2 separate regions of the Homo sapiens genome follow, and region 1 is linked to region 2. Evidence: chromatin loops called from intact Hi-C (ENCODE). Cell type or tissue: heart right ventricle. All regions are shown on one strand. Links, peaks and the distances in the headings refer to the core of each region. The heading gives the core; the rest is flanking DNA.

Region 1 (8,347 bases), core at 10-8,009, 64 kb before region 2:
ATTTCAAGATAAAGAGTATTATGGATAAGAAAAATAGCATATTTTAACATATAAGGGTCAATAAGTGAGGAAGACATAACAATTATAAATGGATATGCACTTAACAGAGTTTCAAAATATAACGAAGAAAAAAATAACAGAACTAAAATCAAAATAGACATATCTGCTATTAGAGTTGATTTTAACACTCTTCTTAGTCATTGATAAAACAGTTACACAAAGAATCAACAATGATATGAAATATATGAATGACACAGTAAACTGCTTGGACCTAATTGGCACTTATAGAACACTAAACCCAATAACTGCAAAATGTTTTCAAATGTACGAGGAGTGTTCACCACGATACACCATATAACGTAAATATCATAAACAAGTCATAGTAAACTTCAAAAGTTTGAAATCTTATAGGGTAATAGGGTAAGTTATATGACAGTGGCATAATTACATTTGAAACCAATAAAAGTAAATATTTTGAAATTAAACTATACATTTATAAACTATAGTTCAAATAAGAAATCACAAGGAAAAATTATAAAATATTTCAATCTAAATGATAAAGACAATTTATCATATCACAATTTGTGAGAGCCACATCTAGGAGCACCTACAACTATATAAAAAAATGCATGAACAGGATATTTATTGTGGCAATATTTGAGATTTCAAAAAATTGGAACTTCCAGAAAGTTTCAGCAGAGCAGTTTTGTTGAATAAACTATGGCACAGTCACTCAATGGAGTATTATGTAGTTGTTGAAAATAAGTAAGGAAGATCCTTGTGAACTGATACAAAATGATTTCAAAGAGATGTTTATAAGTAAAAAAAAGCGAGATACAAATGAGCATGTGTAAGAAAAAGGGTAAGTAAGGAAATAGCCACATATCTGCTTATCATTACATAAAGAACATAAGAAGGATAAACTGGAAAATAGTGAAATTGGATACCTACAAAGTGTGAGGCGAGGTGGGATGGAAAAGTATGAGAAAGAGTGACACTTTTCTAATTACGTATTTTCAAATATTTGACTTTCGGATGCATGCTAATAATAAAATGTCAGTATAACCCCCAAATTAAATTAAAGCCGAAAAATGTAAAGGAGAGAACCCTAAAACTGAAAGCAAACTGACAAATGAACCTAATTATATTTCAAATTAATACCATAACTAGCTGGAAGGGAATAAAGAACAAACTATTTTGAGTACCTTATGAACACAACTTGTGACTACCTTTAGTTTTGGTCAGATTGGACTTGTGGTGGGGGAGAATTGAAAATAATTGATAAACTCCTTTTAGTAGGTTTGCCTATCATAGTGTTTGAGTGAAGCAATTCTGAATGTACTTTAAGATACTGTAGAACTGAACAAAAGAGTAAATGGTTTTGTTTTGCTTTGTTCTGTTTGAGACAGGATCTTACTCTGTCACTCATGCTGGGGTACAGTGGCGTGATCACAGCTTATTGCAGCCTCCACCTCCCAGGCTTAGGTGATCTTCTTCCCTCAGCAACCCAAGTAGCTGGGACTATAGGCGATCACCACCACCCCTAGCTAATTTTTTATTTTTTTATTTTTAGTTGAGATGGGGTTTTGCCATGTTTTCCAGGCTGGTCTGAAACTCCAGGACTCAAGTGATCTGCCTGCCTTGGCCTCCCAAAGTGCTGGGATTACAGCTGTGAGCCACTGTGCCAAGCCAAAAGAGTAGATGTGTAAATGATACCGAGGGTCAAAGTTCTCATTGTGAAAGAAGGTATACAAACATACTATGGGACAGGAGAAGTCACAAAATAATCCTGAGGATGGATTGGAACTGGAGATATCTCTAAATATGTACATATATGTGTGTATATATGTTTAAGTGAACATATATGTATGCACCTGCATGTATGCATATCTAGGTTTGCGCATATGTATATTTATGTAAATATGCATGTACATATATATGTCCATGCATGTATTTCTTAGCTCTGTTTGCTAAAGAGCCAAGAAGCAAATATACTCCTGGAATAATAAGTATAAATAGCACCCATAATTTTGTCTCTACTACCATTTCTCAATTAAAGAAACTAGGACTTTTCATATTCCAGGGCTGGAACTGGGGTAAAAGATGAACCTGGAATATCTCACTATGTAGGAAAATAAGAAAGTGCTTTAAAACATGGTGGGAGGATGTCACAGGGACACAGGAACTAGCTTTAAGGAGTTCTCACTGACCAAATTTCTAAAAATTTGAACGCCAAAATGATTAAGGATAGTAATGAATGATAAATCATGGAAAAATAGAAATGCATGAATCAATATCCATATTAGATTCATTAGGTAGGTAGACACATTTATTGAGTATATAGATTAGATAGATGGATAGATAGATATGATTGATAAATAGGTGCATACATACATACATGCAGACATACAGGAGAGGGGAGGTTTCTTCCTGGCATTAGAATGCTGAGGGCCAACTAATCAATATGGAAGGAGTGCTGGAGCTTGGAAATCATCATTTTGTGATCATCGTAGTAAAAATGGGTAAAAATAATCAATGGATACTGAATCTAGGGAGGGGTATTTTGATGAGAGAAAGATACTTCATATACTGACTGTCAGTTAAAAGAGAAATATCAATAACTATATTTTCAAAAAATTGGCAACACCTTGAACAAATGATCAAATTAACATCACCAATGAGGGAAGATGGACATTGTGTATCTCCAATTGTGATATCCTAAGATAGTGTGTGACCTGAACCTAATCACAAGGAAACATTAGACAACCCAAAATGAATAACTTTCTATTAAATGGTAGTAGGGCTGTATTTTTCAAAAATGTTATTGTCATAAAAGATAAGGAAAGACTGTGGAAACATTCGAGACTATTTAAGGCTAAAGAAACTTGACAACTAGATAGGATCCTGTGCTACAGGAGAAAAAGACATTATAAGAGGCATTTTTAGGTTAAATGACAAAATTACAATATGGATGGTATACTAGATTGAAGTATAACATAAATGTAAATGTATGAATTTAATAATTGCAGTGGTTATGTAAGAAAGTACTCCTACTCTTGGGAAACACATTGAATTATTTAGTGATAAATGTCTACAATATATATAAATCACCTTCAGATGTTTCAGAAAATACACCCACACATATACATAGTAAGAACGAGCAAGAGAGAACTTGAAATGTCAAGAAATATTAACAGAGGTGAATCTGTACAAAGAATATTTTAGTGTCCTTTTTATTTTTTTAATAACTGTCATTATTTTTTGTAATTATTAACTAGTATCCAAACAAGCAAGGGATGAAGCTAATTCAGTGCTTAGAGGAAACAAATGTTAAGTTTGAATGTTTATATTAGGAAGAAAGGTATAAATTAATGATCTAAGTTTCTGCCAATAAAGACCAAAAATAAAAACAAGCAAAAAAAAAAAAAAAGGTAGATGAAAGGAAATAATAAAGATAACAGCAGAAATTTTTAAAAATTAAAAATAGAAAACCAAGAAATCCAGAAATTGCTTTTGGAAAGATTAATACATTTGATAAACTTCTAGCTAGACCAAAAAACAAAAACAGGAAAAACACAAGTTATCTATAGTATAATAACATGAATTAAGAAATGAATATCATTATAAATCCTACAGATGTTAAAAGGATAAAAAGAAAATACTATTTAAAAAATCATGCAAGAAAATGCTACAATTCAGATGAAATGAGCAAACGCCTTGAGTCAACTGACCAACTGCCCATGAAACTAAAACTAACACAAGATGATATAGAAATTCTGAATAACTATACCCATGAAAAAAATTGAATTTTTAAATCAAAACATTTCAACAAATAAACTCTTGGTTCCAGTGCCTTCACAGGTGAATTCTAGCAAACATTCAGGGAGGAAGTAGTACCATCTTTTACAACCTCTTCCAGAAAATAGAGGAGGAAAATACATGTTTTAACATCTTAACCCATTTTATGAATTGATTTTTGATATCAAACCATGACAAAGACATTAAAAGGGAAGAAAATATTCTTCATTAACATAGATGCAAGAATCTGTAGCAAAATATTTTTCAGAAATATATAAAAAGAATATTATAACCAATTAAATTTTATCTCAGGAATACAAGTTTGGTTCAACATTTAAAAATTAATCAATGTAATCTGGTTAATTAATATATTAAAGTTAAAAACATATATGATCATCTTAATAGATGGAGAAAAGGCATTTAACAATATCCAGCACTCATTAATGACAGTAATTCTCAGCAAATTGGAATAGCCATCCTCTAACAAACTAGAATCCCAATTCTGATAGAGAGCATGTGCAAGAGTCTATTGTTAATTCTTGATGGGGAAGCCCTGAATGCTTTTCCCCTAAGATCAGAAAAAAAAGGCCAGAATGCTGAATCTTCTATTCAATATTGTATGAAGGCTCTAGCTTGTTCAATAATGCGAGGAAAACTAAAAGCATAAAGACTCAAAAGGAAGAATTTGTTTCTATAAACAAAAGTTTTATTTAATTAATTCAAACTCACAGATAGTATTCAATTTTATAAGAAAAGCCTGAGGAATGAACAAAGAAAACTCCTAGAACGATTTACATAAACTTAACAATATCTCAGACTATAAGATACATACGGAAAATCAGTTGTATTTCTATATATTGGCAGAAAGCAATAGAAAATAAAATTAAAATTTTATTCACAATTTTATAAAAATGTAAAATGCTTGATAAATTTAACAAAAGATATGTAAATCCTCTATATTGAAAACTACAAAATATTGCTGAGAAAAGTTAAAGAGGACATAAATAAATGAAGAGATATACTATATTTGTGGGTTGGAAAATTCAATATTGTTAGGATGTCAAACCTTCCCACAGCGATCCATAGCTCGACATGATTCAAATCAAAACTCCATAAGGCTTTTTAAAAATAGAAATAGATAAAACAATTCTAGAATTTATATGGAAATGCATATGACCTAGAATAGCCTAAACAATCTTGAAAAAGAAAGCTGAAGAACTCAAACTACTTGACTTCAAGACATATGAATATAAAGCTACAGTAATTAAGACAGTTAGATATTGGCATAAAGATAGACACATCAATCACTGCAGCAGACCAGAGAATACATAAATAGATACACATGTTTATGGTGAATTAATTTTTGACAAAAACAGCAAGTCACTCAAAGGAAAAAGGAAAGTATTTTCAACAAATTGTGCTGAAACAACAGGATATCTGTGCAAAAAAAAAGTGAGCCCAATCTCTGACCTCACACCACACACACCACATTTAATTAGAGATGACTGTTCTAAATATAGAAGCTAAAATTATAAGGCTTATTGAAAAAAACAGGGAAATATGTTTACAGGATAACGAAAAATGTTAAGACAAAACTCTGAAAACTCTGAAATAAAATAAAAAATAAATGATAAATTAGACTTCATAAAAATTGAAACAAGCCAGGCATGGTGGCTCATGCCTGTAATTCCAGCACTTTGGGAGGCTGAAGCAAGAGGATTGTTTGAGCACAGGAATTTGAGACCAGCCTGGGCAACATAATGAGACCCCATCTCTGCAAATATAAAAATAAATAAAAAATTGGCCAGGCATTGTGGCACATGCCTGTGGTCCCAGCTACTTGGGAGGCTGAGGTGGGAGCGTGGCTCAAGCCTGGGAGATTGAGGCTACGTTGAGGCATGATAGTGCCACGGCATTTCAACCTGGGTGACTAAATGAGACTGTCCCCCCTCCCACTCCCCTGCAAAAAATCAAAAGAAACAAAAACTCTGATCAACAAAATATATCATTGTTATAGAAAATAAATAGACTTAAGAAAATATTTTCAAAGCATATTTCTGACAGAAGACTGCTATTCAGAATGTGTAAAGAACTCTTTCAACTCAACAATAAAATGACAATTTAATAAAAGTAAGCAAAAGTCTTGAACAATGAAATATCAGCTCACAACAATGGTTGGGGAGTATGTAGAGCAAATGAAATGCCTGTCCATTACTGGAGAAAATGTAAAATAGCACAACCACTTTGGTAATTTCTTAAACCGTTAAGAGGAACACTCCTTAATCCAAGAGAAATGCAAACAAATACCTACAAAAAGTACCGTATGAAAATGTTTATAGCAACTTTATTCACAATTACCAAGAACTGGAAACAGCCCCAATACTCATGAATGGGAAAATGAATACAAAATTGTGCTATATTCCTGCAGTGTGATACTACTTAGCAGTAGAAAGTAAGCATCTATTGATACATGGAATAACATGGGTAAATCTCAGAGACAGTGCTGAACCCCCTCTCCCAAAAGGAACACAAAAGGCTATATGCCATATGATTCTATTTATATGAGGTTATAGAATGGGAAAATGTAATCTGAGGTGAGAAGGCCAAAATGATGGTTTTCTGGGGTGTGAGGTGGCAGGAGGGGAAGAGGAGTTTCAGCAAAGGAGGAAATTTTCTGTAGATATGAGTGTTCTGTATCTTGATATGGCTAGAGATACATGATGCATCCACTTTTTATTTTTATCTTTATATTTTATTTTATTTTTATTTATTTATTTATTTTTTAGACGGAGTCTCACTCTGTCACCTAGGCTGGAGTGCAGTGGGGCGATCTCAGCTCACTGCAACCTCTGCCTCCTGGGATCAGGCGATTCTAGTGCCTCAGCCTCCCGAGTAGCTGGGGTTGCAGGCACCCACCACCACACCCGGTTAATTTTTGTATATTTAGTAGAGACAGGGTTTCACCATGTTGGCCAGGCTAGTCTCAAAGTTGGCCAGGCTAGTCTCGAACTCCTGACCTCAGTGATCCACCTGCCTCAGCCTCCCATATTGTTGGGATTACAGGCATGAACCACCACACCTGGCTGTATCTACTTTTTTTTTAAGCATACAGTTATTGTTTATGCATTTAGGTGTTTATAAAATGTAAAAGTAGAACTGTAAGCTATAATTATTGATTGATGGGAGGTAGGGTATGGTGATGGCATAGGTAAATCAAGAATGGCTGAATGTCGACAATTGTTGGAGCCAGGTGATACATAGGAGTTGATTAGACTATTCTGTTTACTTGCAGACGTTTGAATTTTTCCGTAATAAAATGCATTCCTTAGAAAAAGCAAGCGACAGGATATATACAATGTGGTATCATCTATATAAAGTTTGAAAACACGTACGGAGACTTACATATTGTTTATAGGCATACACTTGTATAATAAATGTTAACAAAAATAATCATGGAAATCATAAACACCGGATTTGAGATTGGTGGTTCCTACTGGATGGTGCAAAAGGAGAGATTCACAGGCCTTTAAAATCTTTTAAATAAAATATATTATTAAATCATTAAATTATCCTCTGTACATTCTTAGGCTGGCATATTTCATTAAAAGCGTGGGAACCCTCAGTGACCCTGGGTACTCACTTGACGTTGAGAGTTGAGCCGTGTGTTTGTTACCTTCAGGTAAGCACTTGACGAAGTGGTAAGCAGAAAAAGTACTGTGTGAACTGGAAAGCGTAACCAAATACAGACTTTTGGGGAAAAACAGAGGGGCTTCCAGATCTCTAAAGGTCTGAGTACTGTTTTGGCAACACTACATTACTAGTGGGTGGGCCCCTTGAAGGAGGGACTGAGCCTTGTATATGTATGTGTCTCTGGTACTTAAAACAATACCGGATACATTTGGGATGCTCAACAGCCATTTACAGAGTCGAGGAATAGATCTCCATGCCCATGCTTATAAACAGCTGGGCGGGGGAACATTTAGGAAATGCTAGGATGGTTTTAATAAGTAGTAACAAGAGCTGATGTGAATTATATTTCAGGCATTTTATAAGGACTTTTGTCAGAATTAACTCATTTTATCCTAACAGAAACTCTATGAAGTAGGTTCTATTATTATCAACCCCCTTTTACAGCTGATAAAACTGAGGGACAAAGAAGTTAAATTATTTATTCAACATCACACAATGAGTGCTAGAAGGCAAGGGATTTGTCCCCATAGCCCTTATATTTCACTACAAAACTCCATGGCTTCCTATGATCAAGTAAGTTTGGATATGAGCCCAGGAAGTGGGGAGTAGCTCTGGTTCCCCAGGTGATATTGAGATACCTGGGAACAGAAGAAAGCCCAGCAGAATTCACTTAAAGGGAAGAGATTTCAAGTTGAAGGGAGACGCAGTAGGAGGAGACAACCAGGGGACAGATGGTCTTGGTTCCTGGGAGCCCTCAGCCCTCTCAGGGATGGATGGCCCTTTGGATGAGATCCATGTCTTCTGTGAGTCCTGTGTTCCCTTCTGCATTGAGGTGTCTCTTCAAAGCTCTCAGCCATCC
Region 2 (8,347 bases), core at 277-8,276:
CTTCATCAGCAGGACACTGCAGATGAGAGGATGTGCCTGCTGGAAAGTCTCCAACCAGGGCTCCTGGACTCATCCCCAGGCACCGTTCCTTCAACTCCAGACAAACACGTCCACTAAAGGCCACATCCTCTGAGGACTTCTCAAGTGGAAGAGAGATGGAGAAACAGACGAATTTGGTATTTACTTTTCTGATCCTCCTCTAGGTGCCTCCTCATTGAAAAGTTCTGTCCTCCTCCAAGGGGATGTGGGTCAAGCTGCAGAAATTGAGATTAAAGTTCACCCTTGTCATGGACCATTTTAGGAACGCCTGGCCGCTTTCAAAATGGGCTTCTTCCCCCACCTCTCCGTTCTCTGCTTCTGAACCACAGCCGCATCCTATTTGCAGCCCTCGAGATTAAGGATGAAAATTTGACTTTTTAATTTTATTATTCTTGTTCTTCCTTCCTACTTCATTAGAATCATGTTATTGGCCTAAAATACTGTATGTAAAGGATGCTCTGGGGCCCATCTGGAAGCCTGCATTCTCTGGGGATATAATTACGCTAAGCAATTTTTCACCAGGGACAGCATGACTTAGCTTCTACCTGGGCATCCTCTGGCAACACAGCCCTCAGTTCTTCCAAAGGGATTGGCTGCTGTCCCTTCAGGCCTTCTTCTTGGTGTGTGTGTGTGTGTGTGCGTGCGTGTGTGTGTGTGTGTGTGTGTGTGATTCAAGGGTATGGCCCACTTTTATTTTGTATGAGCTGTTTTATCCATAAAAACAAAGATAATTTGTTGCATCTTTGTGTGTCCTCAACAGGGAGGGTATGCATGCCTTTGGAATAGTAAAGGTCACCAATTTTGTATTGTGTGCCTCTCCATCAGGGAATTAGAACTTGACCCATTTTTGCTTTCATGACTGGGCCAGGGAGGGAGACTGCAGCTGAAGGCAGGGAATTGCACTCTTGGTTCCAGCCCTGTCCAAGGTCACAGAGCTCAAAGGCCACCAGCCAGGATTCAAAACACACCCAGTCCATTGCCCCCATCTGCAGGAGGCCTCAGCTCCTAGGGGCTTTGGTTTTCCCCTCTATGAAAAGAAACTAATAACCCTCACCCTGCTCATCTACAGAACACTTGTGAGAAATCATTAAATTAGTGAAGGTAAAAGTGTTTTAAATTCACTCAAGTAAACATTTGCTGAATGTCTACTTTCTGCATGGATTAACAGAGTTCTTATCCTTGCAGAATTGTGACCATGCAAACTATAAATTCTAAAGCACTAAACAAATGGAAGGTTTTAAAATTTATATATTTGAAATCATTTTGCATTGTAGGAATAGAAAAATGTCTGTCAAACCAAAAGTGCCTAGGCATCTACTCCTGGCTACACAGCCTTAGACCTCTTTTGCTCTTCCTCCTAATAATGTTACTGCTTCCCATCCCCCCTCCATTTAAGGCATTTGTTTAGCCACAATCAATGCTGCCTTTTATCACATACCATGTAATAACCTTTAAAAAATAAACCTATTTACTAAAGCACAGCATACATATAGAAAAATAGAAAATTCACAAGTTTACAGTTTAGTGCATTATGATAAGAGGATACCACCATAAATGAATCACCAGAACCAGGGAATACCGCATCACCAGCATCCCTGGAGCTCCCATCCTACCCTGCCACCATGCCCTTCCTTCTTCCCTAAAAGTCAATGCTCTCTTAATTTCTAACACCATGGGTTTATTTCATGTATATTTTCATCCTTCTGCATGTAAAATCATGCACTATGTATTCTTTTGTGTCTAACTTATTTTGCTCAGCTTTATGTTTGTGACAATCATCCATGTTGCTGTATGTAACTGCAGTTTGTTTATTGTCATTGCTATATAGTATTCTGCAAATATATAAATCAACATTTATTTATTTTACTGTTGAAGAACATTTATACTGTTTCTAGTTCGAGGCTATTATGAATAAAGCTGTTGTAAACATTCCAATGCATGTCCTTAAAATAGCTTTATTGTATTATAATTGGCATAAATTGCTAATAAACTAAATCTCAACTAAATTATAAGTTCCTAAAAAGCAATAAAAAGTACTAAAACTCTTTCTCCGCAACAGCTCAAACCAAGTGCTATCCCAAATTATACAATTTGATAAGTTCGGATATATATGGATGAAACCATCACAGCAATCAAGATAGAGAACAAATTCATAGTCCCCATCAATGTTTTCTTCTGTCCTTTTGTCATTCCTCCCTCCTGTCCTTCCCACACCTTACCACTGTCTCCAGCCTTCCACTGATTGGATTTCCCTTACTAGATACTAATTTGCATTTTCTAGAATATTATGTGGATGGAATCATACAACGTGTGCTGTTTTTAGACTGGATTCTTTTACTCGGGATAATTACTTTTGAAATTTATTCCTGTTTATGTATGTAATTATTTGTTCTTTTTTATTGTTGAGTAGTATTCTATTGTTTATCATTCACATGTTGATGGATGTTTGGGTTGTTACCAGTTGTGGGTTATTACACATAAAGCTGTTTTAAATATTCATATATAAGTTTTGGGGGGACATATGCTTCCATTTTTATTAGGTAAATATGTGAGGTGAAAGGGCTGTGTCATATAATAAGTGGTTGTTTACATTTTTAAGAAACTGCTAAATTGGATTCCAAAGTGGTTGTACCATTTTATATTCCCACCAGCAGCATATGAGGATTATAGTGCTCTACATACTTATCAAAAGCTTGTCCTCTGGATTTAAAACATTCTAGTAAGTGTGCAGTGGAATCTTCGTGTGAGTTTGTCCTACAATTCTCTAATGAGAATGATGTTGAGCAAATTTTCCTGTCTTTTGATGAACATATGGACATATTTCTGTTGGGGATATGCCTAGCAGAATAATTCCTTGGTCATAAGGGACATGATCAGGTTTGTGTTACTAAAGGGTACTCCACAGGATGGATCAGAGGGAGGAATATTAAAGGTGAAAGACTACTTAGGAGATTGCAGTATGTGTTTTCTTCTGCTAGTCCCTGTCTCCTGAATCCCAACTAAATTCTAAGCTTCTAGAAAGCGATAACAAGCATTAAAAGTCTTTGTTTCTTTGCCAGCACCTCACACCAAGTGTTAGCCCCACTGAGAGGGGGGAAGAACTAACTTGGTTTGAGGGTTAGTGTGTGCTATGTATTTCTACATTTGTTATAGTATTTACTTCTCTGACACCATATGAGGAGTTAATATCCACAAGTGACAGCTAGGGAAGTGAGCCTCAGGGAAATATGCAATTTCCCAAGGTCTCGGAGCTTATAATAAGGGGAGGTGGAGTTTATAACAAGTTTGATGTCAAAGTTATCATTCTTTCTATTTCACGACCTTGTCTCCCTTTGATCATATTGCCTCTTAGATGCTCAAAGAAGAAAAATCTGAGTGATTGAATAGAAGTGCATTTGAGGACTCTGTGGAGAGGCTCTTGTCATGATTCAAGACTGTTGGCTTAATGTTCAGAGGCTCTCCTGGGCTCTCCAACCAGTCTCTTCTTCTGCCTCCGACCCAGGATAGTTGGGAAAGAATTTCCAGTAGTCACATCGGTAATGTGGAACCCTACTGTCTTTTGCCCAAGTTCAACTCTTGTGTTGTGAGAGCCTTCTCTTTCTCAGCAGAGAACCATATGCTCCTTTACTCATTTTTGCATCCCCCTCCAGAGCATAGCACTGTGCTTTGCATATGGTAGACCCATTTGGTATTTCTCCTTGTTGAGATATATGCTTTCCCACTTCCCCATTAAGCTGAGCTGCCTCTTGAAAAGAGCAACATTTGGATCTCCATCTTTTCTTGGAGTGGTTGTGTGTCCCTGTGCAAATTACTTAATCTCCCTGATACTCTGTTCCATCATTTGTAAAATGATCAAAACGGTAATAGCTTCCTCCTAGGATAGTTGTGGCAATTGCATGATGACTAGTTAATGATGTTAACTCTTATTATATTTTGTTACTGTAGTTATATTTGGTGTTTTTCCCTCAAACTTAACTATTGCTTCAGTAATAATAGGAACTGGCTAATTCTGGAAATGTGAGAGGTGAGGCTGGGGAAGGGGAGAGGTGAGGACACTGGAAACTACCCTTGAAGCAGTTCCAGGCCCATGGCTGTCACCTGCAGCACCATGCAATGAAGAGGACTCAGGCTGTGAAGCCCAACAATGATGACTCTCTCACCTGGCAGCACTGTTAGCTTGTGCAAGTCACCCTACCCTGTCTAACCCTTACTTTCTGCCTCTGTAATAGGTAGATGGTTCCCATATAAAATTGGCAGGATGATTAAGTGAATAAACAAATTCAGGGGGCAGCGGGGACCCCCCCCACCTTCCTCGTCCCCTCCCCCTCCTCCCCCACTGTCGGCGCTTCCCCCACCCCCCAGGACCCCCCCTGCCTCCCAGCCGTGCAAATCTCGCGAGGAAACACGCGGTTTCACTAGTGTGTTTACACCGATCACTACTAATCCGGACCGAACCGATCCGGATTAAGGGGCCGGAGGCAGGTCCTGGGCACCAGCGGTTCCGACACCCCCGCCCTCCGCGCCGCACCCGAGTGGCCCCCAGCCGAGCGGGCCCCCACCTCCTGACCTGGCCTGGGCCCTCCTGCGCCTCCCTTGGCCTTTGTCCGGCGCCAGGAGGCCGGTCCCGTGGCCGCCCGGGCCCGGGGCCGCGTCGGGCGCCTGGCTCTGTACGCGAGCCCGGGGATCTGCGGCCTTCGTGCCCCCCCTCCCCCGCCCGCCCTCTCGTGGAGCCCGGCGCCGGCGGTGGCTGCCCGGGCGGGGGGTTGCGGCGCTCAGGAGAGGCCCCGGCTCCGCCCCGGGCCTGCCCAGGGGGAGAGCGGAGCGGTCCGCAGCCGGGTCGGGTCGGGGTCCCTCCAGGGAGGAGCGTGGAGCGGCAGCGGCGGCGGCGGCAGTAGAAATGATGGAAGAATTGCATAGCCTGGACCCACGACGGCAGAAATTATTGGAGGCCAGGTTTACTGGAGTAGGTGTTAGTAAGGGACCACTTAATAGTGAGTCTTCCAACCAGAGCTTGTGCAGCGTCGGATCCTTGAGTGATAAAGAAGTAGAGACTCCCAAGAAAAAGCAGAATGACCAGCGAAATCGGAAAAGAAAAGCTGAACCATATGAAAGTAGCCAAGGGAAAGGCACTCCTAGGGGACATAAAATTAGTGATTACTTTGAGTTTGCTGGGGGAAGCGGGCCGGGAACCAGCCCTGGCAGAAGTGTTCCACCAGTTGCACGATCCTCACTGCAACATTCCTTATCCAATCCCTTACCGCGACGAGTAGAACAGCCCCTCTATGGTTTAGATGGCAGTGCTGCAAAGGAGGCAACGGAGGAGCAGTCTGCTCTGCCAACCCTCATGTCAGTGATGCTAGCAAAACCTCGGCTTGACACAGAGCAGCTGGCGCAAAGGGGAGCTGGCCTCTGCTTCACTTTTGTTTCAGCTCAGCAAAACAGTCCCTCATCTACGGGATCTGGCAACACAGAGCATTCCTGCAGCTCCCAAAAACAGATCTCCATCCAGCACAGACAGACCCAGTCCGACCTCACAATAGAAAAAATATCTGCACTAGAAAACAGTAAGAATTCTGACTTAGAGAAGAAGGAGGGAAGAATAGATGATTTATTAAGAGCCATCTGTGATTTGAGACGGCAGATTGATGAACAGCAAAAGATGCTAGAGAAATACAAGGAACGATTAAATAGATGTGTGACAATGAGCAAGAAACTCCTTATAGAAAAGTCAAAACAAGAGAAGATGGCGTGTAGAGATAAGAGCATGCAAGACCGCTTGAGACTGGGCTACTTTACTACGTCCGACACGGAGCCAAATTTACTGAGCAGTGGACAGATGGTTATGCTTTTCAGAATCTTATCAAGCAACAGGAAAGGATAAATTCACAGAGGGAAGAGATAGAAAGACAACGGAAAATGTTAGCAAAGCGGAAACCTCCTGCCATGGGTCAGGCCCCTCCTGCAACCAATGAGCAGAAACAGTGGAAAAGCAAGACCAATGGAGCTGAAAATGAAACGTTAACGTTAAAAGAATACCATGAACAAGAAGAAATCTTCAAACTCAGATTAGGTCATCTTAAAAAGGAGGAAGCAGAGATCCAGGCAGAGCTGGAGAGGCTAGAAAGGGTTAGAAAACTACATATCAGGGAAGTAAAAAGGATACATAATGAAGATAATTCACAATTTAAATATCATCCAACGCTAAATGACAGATATTTGTTGTTACATCTTTTGGGTAGAGGAGGTTTCAGTGAAGTTTACAAGGCATTTGATCTAACAGAGCAAAGATACGTAGCTGTGAAAATTCACCAGTTAAATAAAAACTGGAGAGATGAGAAAAAGGAGAATTACCACAAGCATGCATGTAGGGAATACCGGATTCATAAAGAGCTGGACCATCCCAGAATAGTTAAGCTGTATGATTACTTTTCACTGGATACTGACTCGTTTTGTACAGTATTAGAATACTGTGAGGGAAATGATCTGGACTTCTACCTGAAACAGCACAAATTAATGTCAGAGAAAGAGGCCCGGTCCATTATCATGCAGATTGTGAATGCTTTAAAGTACTTAAATGAAATAAAACCTCCCATCATACACTATGACCTCAAACCAGGTAATATTCTTTTAGAAAATGGTACAGGGTGTGGAGAGATAAAAATTACAGATTTTGGTCTTTCGAAGATCATGGATGATGATAGCTACAATTCAGTGGATGGCATGGAGCTAACATCACAAGGTGCTGGTACTTATTGGTATTTACCACCAGAGTGTTTTGTGGTTGGGAAAGAACCACCAAAGATCTCAAATAAAGTTGATGTGTGGTCGGTGGGTGTGATCTTCTATCAGTGTCTTTATGGAAGGAAGCCTTTTGGCCATAACCAGTCTCAGCAAGACATCCTACAAGAGAATACGATTCTTAAAGCTACTGAAGTGCAGTTCCCGCCAAAGCCGGTAGTAACACCTGAAGCAAAGGCGTTGATTCGACGATGCTTGGCCTACCGAAAGGAGGACCGCATTGATGTCCAGCAGCTGGCCTGTGATCCCTACTTGTTGCCTCACATCCAAAAGTCAGTCTCTACGAGTAGCCCTGCTGGAGCTGCTATTGCATCAACCTCTGGGGCGTCCAATAACAGTTCTTCTAATTGAGACTGACTCCAAGGCCACAAACTGTTCAACACACACAAAGTGGACAAATGGCGTTCAGCAGCGGGTTTGGAACATAGCGAATCCGAATGGATCTGATGAAACCTGTACCAGGTGCTTCTATTTTCTTGCTTTTTTCCCATCCATAGAGCATGACAGCATCGATTCTCATTGAGGAGAAACCTTGGGCAGCTCCGGCCAGGCCTTGTAGGAAAAGGCCCCGCCCGAGGTTCCAGCGTCAACGGCCACTGTGTGTGGCTGCTCTGAGTGAGGAAAAAATTAAAAGGAAAAACTGGTTCCATGTACTGTGAACTTGAAAACATGCAGACTCAGGGGGGTCCCTGATTCAGATGAAGAATGTGGACTTGAAAATACAGACTGGGCTAGTCCAGTGTCTGTATTTAAACTTGTTCTTTTCTTTTAATAAAGTTTAGGTAACATCTCCTGAAAAGCTTGTAGCACAAAGGCTCAGCTGGGGATGGTGTTTGACTTCGGAGGAAAAAAGTTGCTATTGCCCGTTAAAGGCACTAGAGTTAGTGTTTTTTCCCTAAATAATTTCAATTTTTAAAAACATGCAGCTTCCCTCTCCTCTTTTTTATTTTTGAAAGAATACATTTGGTCATAAAGTGAAACCCGTATTAGCAAGTACGTGGCAATGTTCATTCCAATCAGATGCAGCTTTCTCCTTCGTCTGGTCTCCTGTTTGCAATTGCTTCCCTCATCTCAGTAGGGAAAAAATTGAGTGGGAATACTGAGATGTGTGGGTTTTTGCCATTGGACAAAGAATGAGGTTAGAAGACTGCAGCTTGGAGTCCCTCTAGGTTTTCAACTATTTCTTCACAATTTGAACACTTGACGGTTGTCCCTTTTAATTTATTTGAAGTGCTATTTTTTTAAATAAAGGTTCATCTGTCCATGCAAAAAAAAAAAAAAAAAAAAAAAACAAATTCAAAGTATCAATATAGTATACAGTCCACAAGTAGCCCTTGATAAAATGCTAGTAGGACCATTTCTTTTCATTAATCTCTGTGATGGAATAAAATTTGCATGGATGGTGCTTTTTTTATATTTTTATTTTTTATTTTATTTTATTTTATTATTATTATACTTTAAGTTTTAGGGTACGTGTGCACAACGTGCAGGTTTGTTACATATGTATACA

The links. Hi-C counts contacts between places; a loop is a spot of excess contacts. Peaks named below come from ENCODE experiments on the same cell type or tissue, not always from the same donor. Only the 100,000 strongest peaks of a DNase experiment are listed, where the experiment ranks them.
Region 1: a loop joins it to region 2, with 4 times the contacts of the local background. A loop is called at or near these places in 2 of 110 quality-filtered maps.

The regions. Positions count from the first base shown.
Region 1 is chr17:34,100,564-34,108,910 of GRCh38, reverse strand. LOC107985036 (a long non-coding RNA gene) reads left to right here. Exons shown (of 7, transcript XR_007065718.1): 2 at 7,386-7,477. It also overlaps a transcript of ASIC2 not described here. Among named protein-coding and RNA genes, the nearest start is that of LINC01989, 79 kb to the left of the region's middle. In heart right ventricle, for the core only: no CTCF peak of the experiment used is centred there; no DNase peak of the experiment used is centred there; H3K27me3 peaks cover 1,281 bases.
Region 2 is chr17:34,036,462-34,044,808 of GRCh38, reverse strand. The region is part of intron 4 of LOC107987247 (a long non-coding RNA gene); the gene reads left to right. It also overlaps a transcript of ASIC2 not described here and the pseudogene TLK2P1. Among named protein-coding and RNA genes, the nearest start is that of LINC01989, 140 kb to the left of the region's middle. RefSeq lists an enhancer at 504-1,703 and a silencer at 5,743-5,943. In heart right ventricle, for the core only: no CTCF peak of the experiment used is centred there; a DNase peak (open chromatin) is centred at 4,446; H3K27me3 peaks cover 2,536 bases.